Regions from separate parts of the Mus musculus genome. Here region 2 is linked to region 1. Evidence: chromatin contacts called from ENCODE POLR2A ChIA-PET data. All regions are on one chromosome and are shown on one strand. Each heading gives the region's core, a stretch centred on a gene start or an enhancer-like site at or near the end of the contact. The rest is flanking DNA. Distances are from core to core; before and after follow the strand shown.

Evidence for each region. ChIA-PET counts read pairs that join two places held with the same protein, here RNA polymerase II (POLR2A).
Region 2: POLR2A ChIA-PET joins it to region 1 with 10 read pairs in Patski. The contact joins the promoter of Gtpbp3 here to the promoter of Babam1 in region 1. POLR2A ChIA-PET finds 5 or more read pairs at or near these places in 2 of 5 experiments (Patski and embryonic stem cell).

What each region holds. Positions count from the first base shown.
Region 1 is chr8:71,394,187-71,400,668 of GRCm38, forward strand. Babam1 (BRISC and BRCA1 A complex member 1) reads left to right here and starts at 2,669. Exons shown (of 9, transcript NM_026636.2): 1 at 2,669-2,834; 2 at 3,493-3,839; 3 at 4,206-4,264; 4 at 5,340-5,460; 5 at 5,543-5,621. The coding sequence starts at 3,543. Ushbp1 (USH1 protein network component harmonin binding protein 1) reads right to left here and starts at 1,615. Exons shown (of 13, transcript NM_181418.3): 1 at 1,528-1,615; 2 at 1,154-1,283; 3 at 864-985; 4 at 189-624. The coding sequence starts at 1,207.
Region 2 is chr8:71,484,596-71,491,077 of GRCm38, forward strand. It overlaps Gtpbp3 (GTP binding protein 3), which reads left to right and starts at 4,133. Exons shown (of 9, transcript NM_032544.4): 1 at 4,133-4,245; 2 at 4,476-4,723; 3 at 4,833-4,919; 4 at 5,740-5,942; 5 at 6,300-6,372; 6 at 6,471-6,482. The coding sequence starts at 4,193. It overlaps Ano8 (anoctamin 8), which reads right to left and starts at 1,472. Exons shown (of 17, transcript NM_001164679.1): 1 at 1,159-1,472; 2 at 405-515; 3 at 154-286. The coding sequence starts at 1,264.

The DNA of each region.
Region 1 (6,482 bases), core at 1,419-3,918:
TGAGTGGAGACTGTCCCTCTTGGACTTCCTGAGTGTTAAGATCATGGGGTGCAGCCTGCCTGTCTTCCTTGCTCTCCCTCTCACTGTGCTGTCTCTGTTGGTCACTTCCTTGGCACATCTGTCACTGTTCCACATCAGTGTGTCTGCTCCCAAGGCTGGATCTGCCTCTTCCCCAGTCACCAGCTTACCTGTCTCTGCAGAGTCTCCTTCTCTGCCTGGGCGTCCTGCAGTGAAGCCTGAGTGCATGCCAGCTCATCCTCCCGGTTGCACAGGGCTAGCCGCAGCCAGGCGTTCCTCTCTATGAGGCGAGCAGCCTCCTGCTGTCCAGGTCCTGCGTCTTCTTTCTCATCACCAAAGGGCCCCGGAGCCCCCTGGTCTCTGTCTTCTGCTTCCACTGACTTTGGAAAGCTTAGCGAGTGGTGGCGCAAGGCAGCTACAACTGCCTCAAGGGAGCTCAGCCTGCACTGCAAGGTCTCATACACACTGGGTACTGATATCTCAGCAGGGCCACTATCCAGGGGGGCTTCTTGCAGGACCTGGTGGGCTTCCACCTCAGGCTCGCACTGTTCTTCTGGGCTCAAGGATAGAACCGCATGGGATCCCACATCACAACCCTCCTTGATCCTGTGAAGATAGTGGGGGAACCCCAGCCACCTGAGGCTCAGAAGAGACCTGGAGGGCTAACCCTAGGGTCGCTAGGAAGGTAGAGTAGGGAATGAGCGGCATGGCTGGAGGATAAACAGGAAGAGGAGAGAGGCAGGCAGCAGAGGCAATGGGCAGGTGAGTGGCAGGAGGCAGCTTTGTGCAGGGGGGGTGTTGGGGTGTTGGGCTAGAATATAGGGTACATACTAAATGCATCCTACCAGTTCCTTGGGCTCTGAAGGCCAGGACCAAGGTATTCCTGATGCAGCTCAGGTTTAGTCTCGAAGCGTCCATTGTTGGCATCTACTTCCTCTGAGCTCTCAGCTACAGGGTCTAGCTCCCCCTGTGAATGAACCCCGTTTCCCCCCAACACACACACACAGTCTCTTGGCCATCATATCCAGCTCCACCTGTGGAGGACTCCCCTACACCACCACGGGCTCTGAGCCTAGCAGGCCTGGGTTCCCAGGATCCATGGGACTGAGTGTGGCAGGAAGAGGGGCACACTTACAGGCAGAGGATGCCTCCCTCGACGGCTTCGGGGCCGTGTGGCCCGGGCACTCATTGCCTCTGTCACTACAGTCTGCTTTCAGTTCTTGCCTTCGTCACCTTAGAATCCTTGTTTTTTGTTTTTTTGTTTCCTGTAGGATTTTTGGGGTGTCTACTCCGATTGACACATTTAAATATTCATATACCTCTCCAATAGTGCCCACTAACTATCTACTTGTTCCTTACTCCCCCATCCCCCATCTCTACTGGGCATTCTTCTCCCCTCAGCTGTCTGAAGGCGTTTCTCTTATCTGTGCCCCACCCCCCATAGAAGCATTGGGTAGGGACCCTAAAATCCTCTTTCTTCCTACGGCTCTTAGCATCAAACTCCCTCACCCTGGGGGTTGACCCTGCTGCGCTCTTCTCTGCTTCTCCAGAGCACCTTGGGAAAGGCCTGAGATCCAGGGCATATCTCAAGCCATTCTGGCCACTGGCTACTGAGGCTGCGATAGCCAAAAGTGGCCCGGGAGGGGCTGGGAAACAGGAAGCCCCCCTACCCTGATCACATGGACAGTTATTGTTTCGTTTCCTTCTCCAGGATGCCGGCTTCCTCCAGAACGGGAGGAGGATGGAGGACCAGGACCTTTGTCCCGCTCTAAAGATATCAGTATCCCCTTACCCGAGGCCAAACCTTCCATTTTCATTTTGGATTTTTTGTGTCCCCTGTTCACCAGGACTCGCTCTAATGTGAAGGTCTTTGTGTGTGTGTGTGTGTGTGTGTGTGTGTGTGTGTGTGTGTGTGTGTGTTTCTAAAACCAAAAAAAAACCAAAACTGTAGGAGTTGGCTTCAGCATTTGCACAGCTTTTATTTTTCATTACTTTGCTTTACTCATCTTTGTCTGTGGTGGTCCTACTTGTCTCCGAGATCGAACTCAGGCCCCTCAGGATTGGTGGCAAGAGCCTGCACCTGCTCAGTAGCCCACAACGTTTCTCTTCAATGAGTCTGAACTGCTGCATCAGGCGGTTGGAGGCACTGGCAACAATAAGCTTGTCCACAGTGTGTCTGCTGCCTTCTTTACTTTTTCTTTACATTTTAGTTTTTATACAGCGTCTCATTTAGCCCAGCCTGGTCTAAACGCCCGATCTTCGTCTCCGGGTCTCTGGAGTGTTGGGATGACAGGTGTGCACCACCAGTCCTCATCAAGGTACTAGTGAATGAATGCCAACCTAAGTTACATAAGTAACTGAGAAGGCCTTTGGCAAGTCCAAGCCAAGTCCTACCCCGTCAATCATCAAACGGCCCCGCCCAGCTCAGGCTTCTGTCCTATTTCAGCAGAAGCCTTGAGAACCATAGCGTGATTAAACCGGAACTACAAATTACGCCCAATTTTGCTTCTATCCACCACAGATCACACCCACTCCCAGTATTACCCATCTTCAGCCCCATTCCAGCCACTCCAAGCCACACCCCCAGAACGCCTCAGCCTATCAGCTTCCATGTCCCGAGGGCCACTGAACTACATTTCCCAGAAGGTGTCTCGGCAGCGCCGCACAAACTTCCGGCCAGGAAGATGGCGGCTTCCTAGAGTCCTGATTGACTGGCCGCGGTGCCCAGGCTACAGAGTGGAACCTGCGGCACTGTGAACGCGCGTGAGCTTTGTGTCGCCGTGGTCTAACTTCGACCCGGATTGCTGTAGCTCCAGGTTCGTTCTTCTTGAGGACTTAGGGGTGGGGGATTCGAGGTCCCGAGATGCCACCCCTAAAACCGCGCATCCATCGCAGGGTCACTTGGGCTTCCTGTGTTTCCCTAGGGACCGGACCGGCGCCGCCTCAGGGGAAAAGTAGTTTTGGGAAACTTCAACTGTATCTTTTCGGCTCCACAAACCAAGTCTCCCAGGTGTGGGAGCCACTGGAGGCCTTAATGGGTCGAATACCCAGTGACCAGGCAACTGGGGTGTTCGTCCTGTGTAAACAGCGGAAAGCTAAGGATGAACAGCAGTTCAGTTGGAACAGTGCTTGTGGCTCAGTTGGTAAAGAGTTTGCCTAGCTTGCATGAGGCCCTGGGTATCCGTCCCTAGCACCACCTAAACTATGTGCGGCGGTGTACTCCGGCACTTGGAAGGTGAATACAGAAGTACCCGGCCATTATAAGCCGTATAGTTTTAGAGTTAGAGTGCAGCCTGGGCCACATGGAGCTGTCACAAACAAAAAAGAAAACGAAAAAACTTACTTCACCTGAGGGTGGTTTCTGGACACACTGTCTTATGGTAGCATTCTGTAGCCCTCAGAGACTCCTGTGCGTAAGGGGCTCGTGCCCATCTTCTGTCTTCCTAGTAACCATTGTCTTTACAAACTCTTAAGGCAGGATCCTGGCTTCCACTATCCCCCCTTCATCTAACCACTCGGGAACCATGGAGGTGGCAGAGGCGAACAGCCCCACGGAGGAGGAGGAAGAGGAGGAAGAAGAAGGAGAGGAGACGATATCAGAGCCCAGGCCTCACACTCGATCCAATCCAGAGGGGGCTGAGGACCGGGCCCTGGGAGCTCAAGCCAGTGTGGGCAGCCGCAGCGAGGGCGAGGGTGAGGCAGCCACTGCAGATGGCGGGGCAGCCAGTGTCCCAGGAGCCGGGCCTAAGCCCTGGCAAGTACCAGCATCAGCATCTGAGGTCCAGATTCGAACACCAAGGGTCAACTGTCCAGAGAAGGTGGTATGTGAGGGTCTTGGCTGGAGATGTAGGGGATGGAGACCCTCAGACAGGCCACTCCTCTAAATTGCTGCCTCAGTTTTCTATAGGTTCCATGAACATCACACACTTGGTAGCTTAAACGTCACTGAATTTAGATTCTTGTTTTTATTTATTTATTTATTTATTTATTTATTTATTTATTTATTTTTATTTTGTGGCACCTGGACTTCCATTTGTGCTATAGCCATTCCCCCTCCATTCTAGGCAGAGGCTCCACCCCTGAGCCCTTTTTGAGCTCTGCTGGCTAGGACCCACCCAATCTGTAATAACTGTAATGGCTGTAGTCTGGTTTGGTCCTGTACTCTCTTTCTTCTCTTTATGTTTCAGATCATCTGTCTGGATCTTTCGGAGGAGATGTCTGTGCCAAAGCTGGAGTCCTTTAATGGGTACTGTGGCATTGAGTTTGGACATAGGCAGCTCAGAATGCATAGGGTCATTCCTCCACCCAGTAGGATTCAGGTGTTCGTGACACTGACACTTCCAAGGCTGTGTCCATATGTATGACACTCTTAGGAGCCAACCCTAGCTGGCCTCAAGGTGATGGGCTAGGCCACTGTCTAGCTCGTGAAGCTTTGTGTGTACCCCTGGCAGCCTGGGGTATCAGGTGTTACATCTGGACTGGCCTTGGCTCAGGAGCCAGTGGCACACACTTGCCATTATAGCGCTGATGGAGGCAGAGATGGAGGCATCAGGAGTTCAGGGTCCACCTTTGCAATGCAGCTTGTGCTCTAGAGTGTGTTTGAGGCTAGCCTACACTACACAGTGAGTTTGAGGCTAACCTGGTGTATATTGGTGTTCTATATATGAGTGAGACATATTAGAGTGGCTCTCAGGCTGTGGTGCAGCTGGTCCTCCAATGACTGTCTGCCAGCGGAAGACCCAACAGTCCAGCAGTTGTTCAGTCCATGAGACTGGATGTCTCAGCTTCTCCTTAGCAGGCACCATAATCATGAAGAAGTAGGCTCTGATGCCAGTGAAGGAGCAAACTTGCTAAATAGAGCAGAGCAAGGGCAAGCAAGCAAAGTGTCCCTTCTCTCATGTCCTTCACCTAGGCTGCAGGCAGAGGGCCCAGGGTAAAGGTGGATTCTACCCACATCAGAGATCTGGGCTAAAAGTGCATCTTCCCACTTCAAATGATTTAATTAAGAAAAAAATCCCTCTGGGCAGTGGTGGCGCACGCCTTTAATCCCAGCACTTGGGAGGCAGAGGCAGGTGGATCTCTGAGTTCAAGGCCAGCCTGGTCTACAAAGTGAGTTTCAGGACAGCCAGGGCTACACAGAGAAACCCTGTCTCGAAAAAGAAAAAGAAAAAGAAAAAAAAAAAAATCCCTCACAGGTGTGCCCAGCCACTTGGGTTTTAGTTAATGCCAGATGTTGTCTAGTTGGCAACCAACACTGTCACACCTGGCTTTCGGCACCCTGCTGATATTATCTGACCTCTGTCATCTGACCTCCCTCTCAGCTCTAGGACAAACGCCCTGAATGTGTCTCAGAAGATGGTTGAGATGTTTGTTCGCACAAAGCACAAGATTGACAAGAGCCACGAATTTGCACTGGTTGTAGTGAATGACGACTCCGCCTGGGTAAGGGGGGTGGGGGGGAACACAGGGACTCTGGTGGACCTCAGGACTGGGACCCAGCACCAAAGTCTTGACTTTCCCATAGCTGTCTGGCCTGACCTCTGACCCACGTGAGCTCTGCAGCTGCCTGTATGACCTGGAGACGGCGTCCTGCTCCACCTTCAGTATCCTTGTCACTGTCCCCAGCCCTACTTCAGTGACGATGCAGTGGGGCCTCAGTAGTACTGTGGGATCCCTGCAACACACAGCCCAAGTTGTGCAGCCAATCCCCAAAAAATACAAACCCGGGAATCAGTGTTTTCCTTGAGAGTAACACTACAGAGCTTCAGAACCATGCCTTCAACTCCCCCCTCCAACTCGCCTCTCTCCCTTCTTCCACCTCCCCCCTTTCCCCCCCCCGCCTCTCCTCCCTGTCTCCCCTTCCCCTGCCTCTCTCTCATGTTTATGAGTGCTATATCTGCATATATGTACCAGAGTCATCAGGTCCAAGTATAGATGGTTGTGAACCTTCATATGGTTGCTGAGAATTGAACTCAGGACTGTGGAAGAGCAGTCAGTGTTCTTAGCCACTGAGCCATGTCTCTAGCACTGCCCTATAATTCTTTCATTTTTTTTTTAAAGATTTTATTTATTTATTTTTTTATATATATGATGAGTACGCTGTTCAGAGACACCAGAAGAAGGCCCCAGATCCCATTACAGATGGTTGTGAGCCACCATGTGGTTGCTGGGAATTGAACTCAGGACCTCTGGAAGAGCAGTCAATGCTCTTACCGCTGAGCCATCTCTCCAGCCCAATTCTTTCATTTTCAATATTTATTGATTGAGATAGGATCTCTCTCATTATACAGCTGTCTTGGAACTTACCCTGGACCAGGCTAGCTTCAAATTCACAGAGCTCAACTTGCCTCTGCCTTCCAAGTGCTGGGGTTAAAGTCATGTGCCACCACCCGACATCAAATATGTAATTAATATATTTTTGAGATTATTTCTCCTGTAGCTGAGGCTGGTCTTGAGTTCACAGT
Region 2 (6,482 bases), core at 2,883-5,382, 92 kb after region 1:
GGGCTCACCATGGGACTCCTGGCTTACCATTCCCAAGCTAAGGACTGTGCGAGAGCCACATCTTAGGACAAACGAATAGTTAGCACAGTTGGTCTTCAGAGGGGCAAGGAGCCGGGTGACAGGGCCAGAGGGAGGTAGAGGCAGGGGACTCGCCTCTCGTATGTGGCGGTGACAAAGAAGGCATAGGCACGCGTGTGGCGGTGGTGGCGAACTTGCACGATCAGCTCGGGAATGCCCACCCGGATGTGATTCAGCAGCCACAGCAGCGTGTGGTCATCAGTGGTGTCTGCCAAGGGGCATAGGGGCCAATGGGTCTTGCCTCGAGAGGTGCCCACAAGGGCCTCCACATTTCCACCGAGGCGGTAAAGGCAGCATCCGGGCCCATGGCAGACAGGTGTGGATACCTGGGAAGGTCATGAGCACGTCGCAGTCCTCAGTGGGCACTGTCTTCATCCATGCCTTGTGGGACACCAGGTAGCGGCCAGCCTGCAGGAGCCTCTTCCCAAATAGTTTATCTATGGGGCAGCGTGGCAGGCTGGGCTGAGATCAGGCCCCTTCAGGGACTGACTCGGCCCTCATTAGAGCTCTCAAGGGCTAGGCACCCATAGCCTGGGCTTGCTCTCTTCTCTCCTGCATCAGCCAGGCCCTTCCCCCTAGGTCCTGCCTTAAGAATCTTACTCATGGTTGAGGCCCAACCCTGCCTCCCAAACCACAATTGGTGGGGTGCCCACAAGCTGCCTTGAGTGCTTCTTGGTATGAAAGAACGGTCCTTAAAGCAGGCGCAGAGTGCAGTCCTTCCTCCCATTTCACAGGTCACCAAACTGAGGCCCAGAGACTATCCACGAGCTCAAGGTCACCCAGCCAATATGGGATTTGAACCCAGGACCCTAATCGCCCTGTTTCCCTGTGCTGGGAGTCTCCAGGTGGCGAGGCTCACACGGGCCAGGCTGGGGCCATCAGAGGGGCGTGTCCACGTTCCTGCACTGGGGACCCCCGGTGCAGACCCATTGACCAACCCCGCGCCCTGCGCCGCAGCTGCAGCACTACGAGGAGCAGCCTCTGGGCCACACGCTAGGGTGTGTGACCCTGAACGGCGTCTCCTGCAGCCCCTGCCTGCACCCTGTACACCTGTCTCGGTGCCACCCGCAGCAAACATACCCAGTACTCCAGACGCAGGCGCCGCAGGCTCGCCCTCGGGAGGGGGCCTCTTGCCCCGCTCCCCCTCCAGGGTCACGTCCCCGGCGCCCGAAGCCGCCTCGGCCATGGCGAGGACAGGGCAGGTTAGGGGCCGCGGGACGCCCGGGCGCTGGGGGGCCACGGGCTCATGAGGACCGGAGTGGCACCACCGAGCGCGCCGGAGGAGGAGACAAAGGCCTCTCTCGCCCGCCCGCGCAGCCCGCCGTCCCTGCGCTCCACTTGCTTGTCGTCCCCGCCCAAGCCAAACCTCAATTCTTCTTCCTAGTCTCAGCGCGGTCACTCTCAGTCACTCAGTCCCACCCCCACTCCCACCCCCGCCTCATCTCTGCTTCCGGTCCCCGCCCGAGTGTTTTTCCTTTTCTTCTTTCTTTCTCTCTTTCTTTCTTCCTTCCTTCCTCCCTTCCTTCCTTCCTTCCTTCCTTCCTTTCTTTCTTTTTTTGTACGCTTCCTTCTTGCCCGCCCACTTGGATCTACCGTGCTTGTTCAGGCCGACACTGAGAAGAACTTTCTTCCACCCTCAGCCCTTCAGTCTGTTTACCCATCTACAAAGTATTGAGGTCAAAGGGGTGGATTCTGAGCCGGGTGCGAGAGGGAGGACCTGGCTGAGTGACATACCTGAGAACAATACCTCAAGTACCCCAACTGGAATGTAAGTAATTATAGCAGGTCCTGCCTGCCCCCAGGGCCTTTGCACATACAGTTCAGGTTCTGAAAACATATTACTGCCCTCTGCTCCCACACAACCCTTATTACTACAATACAGCTTCCATAAAAGGATAAGGATTCAGGTGCCAAATTTATCAAATAAACACAATCTTGAGGCACTCACTGCATATAAAGGTGTTGCCACAAGTTGTACACCAATGCGGACAAGCGTCACCTCGCACACACAGATAAATGGAATAAAAGAGTCCCGCTAAAGGGCACGACTGGTGTGACTCAATCAGTAGATCGCTGGCCCAGCACGGAGCTACCAGCCCTGCACTCAAGAGGCAGAAAGATCGGGATTTCAAAGGCATCCTCAGAGGCCACATAGCAAGTTCATGATCACCCCGGGCTTCCAAGACACTGTGTCAAAAAAGGGTGGGCCAAGCTGTTGAGATGTCCCCGCGGTTAATAACACTTGTAGCTCTTCTCGAGGACCAGGGTTCGGTTCCTGCACCTACACTTGCCAGTAACTCCAGAGCCAGGGGATGCTAAATATGCCCGACACCAAAGCTTACACATCGTTAAATAACAAATAGGCCTCAAAAAATAAAGCCACTGATTAAATGAATTTCAGATATACTGGTATGTTCTGACAACTACACAAAGAAATGTTGTTTGTCTGAAACTTTTATGTTCTGGGTGATCCTAGGTGGGAAGGGAGGCTGTCAAAAGTCCAGCTTGCTGGGAAATGCTCAACCACAAAGCTAAGCCTGATACCAGATTTTTAAAGAATGTTTGTTTGTTGTGGGCAGGAGCGCTTTGGCGAGTGTATGGAGGTGAGAGGACGGACACCTGTGGAAACTGATTCTTTCCACCATGTGGGTCCAGGGGATTGAACTCAGGTCGTCAGACTTAGAAGCAAGCACCAAAACCCACAGCCCTGATCTCCCATGTTTTCCCACTTCAGAGTGGCCCACCCTGAAGTCCTGTGAGCACTTAGTAGGTAATGAGCACTTGCTCTAAACGTGTTAAGATGGAACCACGGGGGCCGGGCACTGGTGGCGCACGCTTTTAATCCCAGCACTTGGGAGGCAGAGGCAGGCGGATTTCTGAGTTCCAGGCCAGCCTGGTCTACAGAGTGAGTTCCAGGACAGCCAGGGCTACACAGAGAAACCCTGTCTCGAAAAAAACAAAACAAAAACAAACACACAAACAAACAAAAAAGATGGGACCACAGGAGATGGACAACGTCACTGTCCCTGTTTCACAGACTGAAAGTAGGGCAGATGGGAACCTGAGGGCTTTGAGACTATACTGTACCCGGCAGCACTAACTAAAGAGCGCCCGCCCGCACAAGTCGAGAACCAGAGAATTGGCAGTGCGAGGGCGCTCGCGAAGCCCCGCCCGCCCAGAACCTGGTATTCGAGCCTGCTCCTTCACCCCGCAGTTCAGTGCTGTCCCGGGTTAACCCGAAGTTAACTGGAGGCCCCAGGATGCCTATCCCGGAACACACATCGGACCTGCGGCCAACCGGGACCCCGAAGAGGGCGGGGAAGCCAGGGCTGGAGCTGGGCTGGAACCGCCAGAAAGGCTTCCTTGCCTGGGGATGGCGCCTGGCTAAAGATACTTGCCCAGGAGCTGCAGCTGGCAAAGATGGGGTAGCGGGGATCAGTGAAGAGACACAAGAAGGGCCAGGAAGAAACTTCCCAGAAGTTTGGACCAGATTTTCCCTGACCTAGGGCGTGGCTTCTCCCGGAACTCATCCCCTGCAGTCACTAAGATGCTTTGAGTTTTCTGTCTCTAACTGGGTGTAGAATACCCCGACCCCACCTCCCTCGTGATGGTGAAAGGACAACTTGCACAAGTCTGGTCTCCTTCACTAAGCTGATCCCGGGGATAGAACTCAGATTGTCAAGTTTGGCAGCAAGTGCCTTCTGCGCTGCCTTTCATGGACTTTACAGTCGGAGCGCACACATAGCTTCTTAGCTTCTCTAAGACTACGGAATGGGCACAAGGAAAAGAAGGGCTCGAACCACCGCTGAGATATATCCTGCATTTTCTTCCTCCCACTATTGTGTCAGATACCTGTTGCTCTAGGAACCGAAAACTTTGCTCTGTGTTTCCGCGGGACACTCTTGCGTTGTACACACCCGCATCCCAACTTCGTTTCCCTTGGATCAGCCAATAGGAATCAAAATCTATAGATAGAGGGCGGGACCTCCTATAGGCGATCCAATGGTAGTTGAGAGTCGTACCGCTAAGTCACACCGCAAAGGGGCAGGACTTTCTTCCCGAACTTGAAGCCCTGCGGGAGTGTCGGCCAAGGTGCTTGCAAAATTGGAAATCCATGTGGCGTGGGCTGAGCGCCCTGGTGACCCAGGCGGCGTGGGCGCCCCTCAGGTGAGTGGCACGGACCCGCTGTCACGCGCTAGACGTTGCTTTAGGACCCAGGTTTGCCCCTGAAGTTCCAGACCCCGTTCCTCCTCCCGCAGCTGCCGTGTCTTTCCAAGCCCATCGCCTGGCCACCGCTCGTACAGCTTGGGCATCAACGGGCGACCATCCCTCCGTCCATGTTCACCCCGAGGCTCGGGTTTCTGGATGCGCTTACTCGTTTCCTTTCCGATCTCCAGGCTGTGCGCACGCTGCAGCACCAGTGCAGAGTCCTTAGTCCCCAGCAGCACCATCTTCGCACTCAGCTCCGGCCAGGGACGCTGCGCCATCGCAGTGATCCGCACCAGCGGTCCAGCTAGCGGGCTCGCGCTCCGCAGCCTCACGGCGCTCCAGGAGCCGCCTCCTGCCCGCAGAGCCTGCCTGCGCCTTCTCCGCCACCCGTGCTCCGGGGAGCCACTGGACCGCTCACTCGTCCTCTGGTTCCCAGGTGAGGGGCCGGATCCGGGAGCCCACGGCGCTCGTGTCCGGGTCTCAGTCCCCTCCAGGAGTCAGCCCGGGTCGTGCCCATCCCCTAACTCTGCTTTTTTCCATACAAGGACCCCAGAGTTTCACGGGTGAGGATTGCGTGGAGTTTCACGTACACGGAGGTCCTGCGGTGGTCAGCGGTGTCTTGCAGGCATTGGGTGAGGCTCTGTTGAGTGGCACTGTTCCTGGGGGAGACTAAAAGGTATTGGAGATAGACTGCAAAACACATTGTCATTTGGGAGAAGAGATGTATCATATTAACCCAGGCCTTCTAGATGACTCTGCCAGTAAAGGTGATTGTTGCCAAATGTGAACCCGAGTGGTGAAAGGTGAGAATTGATTCCTGCAGGCTGTCTTTTGACTTCCTGGTGTCACACACACACGCAGAGACTTCAGCATGGGGAGGACTTTGAGGAAAGCTCAGACTCAAGTGCATGTTTGGTGGTAGTTGTTTGGAGGAAGTGCTAAGTCCTATTTAGGGAGTTGATGAGTAGCTGGTACGATGTACCAGCGTACAACCAGGCTTTCTGTGATTTCTGGGTGGTGGGGATAGGGAGGGTCTTGCCTTTTCAGAAAGAATTGTGTCACCTTTACTTAATGTGTGTTCATCCAACAAGTTTGCCACAGGAAGCCCCTGATGGCCAGCACTCTGTCAGTCTGGGGCCTGCGTGTGTAATCAGCACTGATGGGGAGGGGCAACTGCAGGTGACCTCAACAGCTTGCTGGCCTGGGTTCTAAGAGAGATATCTACATCCCCCAGATGGGGTGTGGTGGTCACACCCAGTAACTGACCACTGACCCATTAGGGTCCAGCCCAAAGAATCAGTGAGCTTCCTGTGATTCCTTACAGGATCAGGGGACTCTGACGAAGTTGTGTCACCTGAAAACCCACCTGGGGTTTGGTTTGTTGCTCTGCTGGCTGTTACCTGCCATTGGATGGGGACTCAGGAGCTTAGGCCTTGTGATGCTTTCCTGCAGGTAGTGTGCCAGGACTGCGGCCAGCCGAGGCCGGAGAGTTCACCAGGAGGGCATTTGCCCATGGCAAGCTGAGCCTGACTGAAGTGGAGGGACTGGCAGATCTTATCCGTGCAGAAACTGAGGCCCAGCGTCGACAGGCTCTGAGGCAGCTGGATGGGGAACTGAGCCAGCTCTGCCAGGGCTGGGCAAAGACTCTCACCAAGGCAAGCCTGCATGTTCACCCATTCATGTGTTCTCTTTTTCTCTTTAAGATTTATATTACTTATATTGTTTATGTTGTGTTTATGAGTGCTCTATTTGCTTGTATGTCTGCACACCAGAAGAGGGCATCAGATCCCATTACAGATGGTTGTGAGCAACCATATGGTTGCTGGGAATTAAATTCAGACTTCTGGAAGAGCAGCCAGTGCACTTAAACCAACAAGCCATCTCTCCAGCTCCATCCATGCATCCTTTAGAGAAAGTTCTAGGCCTGTGAGAGGCCAGTCTGGTTGTATAGATCAAACTGGAGTTAGACCTGAGACTGAGAGAGCACCTGTGACATCTCCCCTCCTCCCCAGGCTCTGGCCTATGTGGAGGCCTACATTGACTTCGGAGAGGATGATAATTTGGAAGAGGGTGTGTTGGAGCAGGGTATGTCTGGTTTTGGGGGAGTTGGGGCTGGCATTCAGCCCCCCCTGAGACCTTGCTGATAGCTCTCCCCCCCCCACCCCGCCTTTTCCCTCTCACAGCGGACAGAGAAG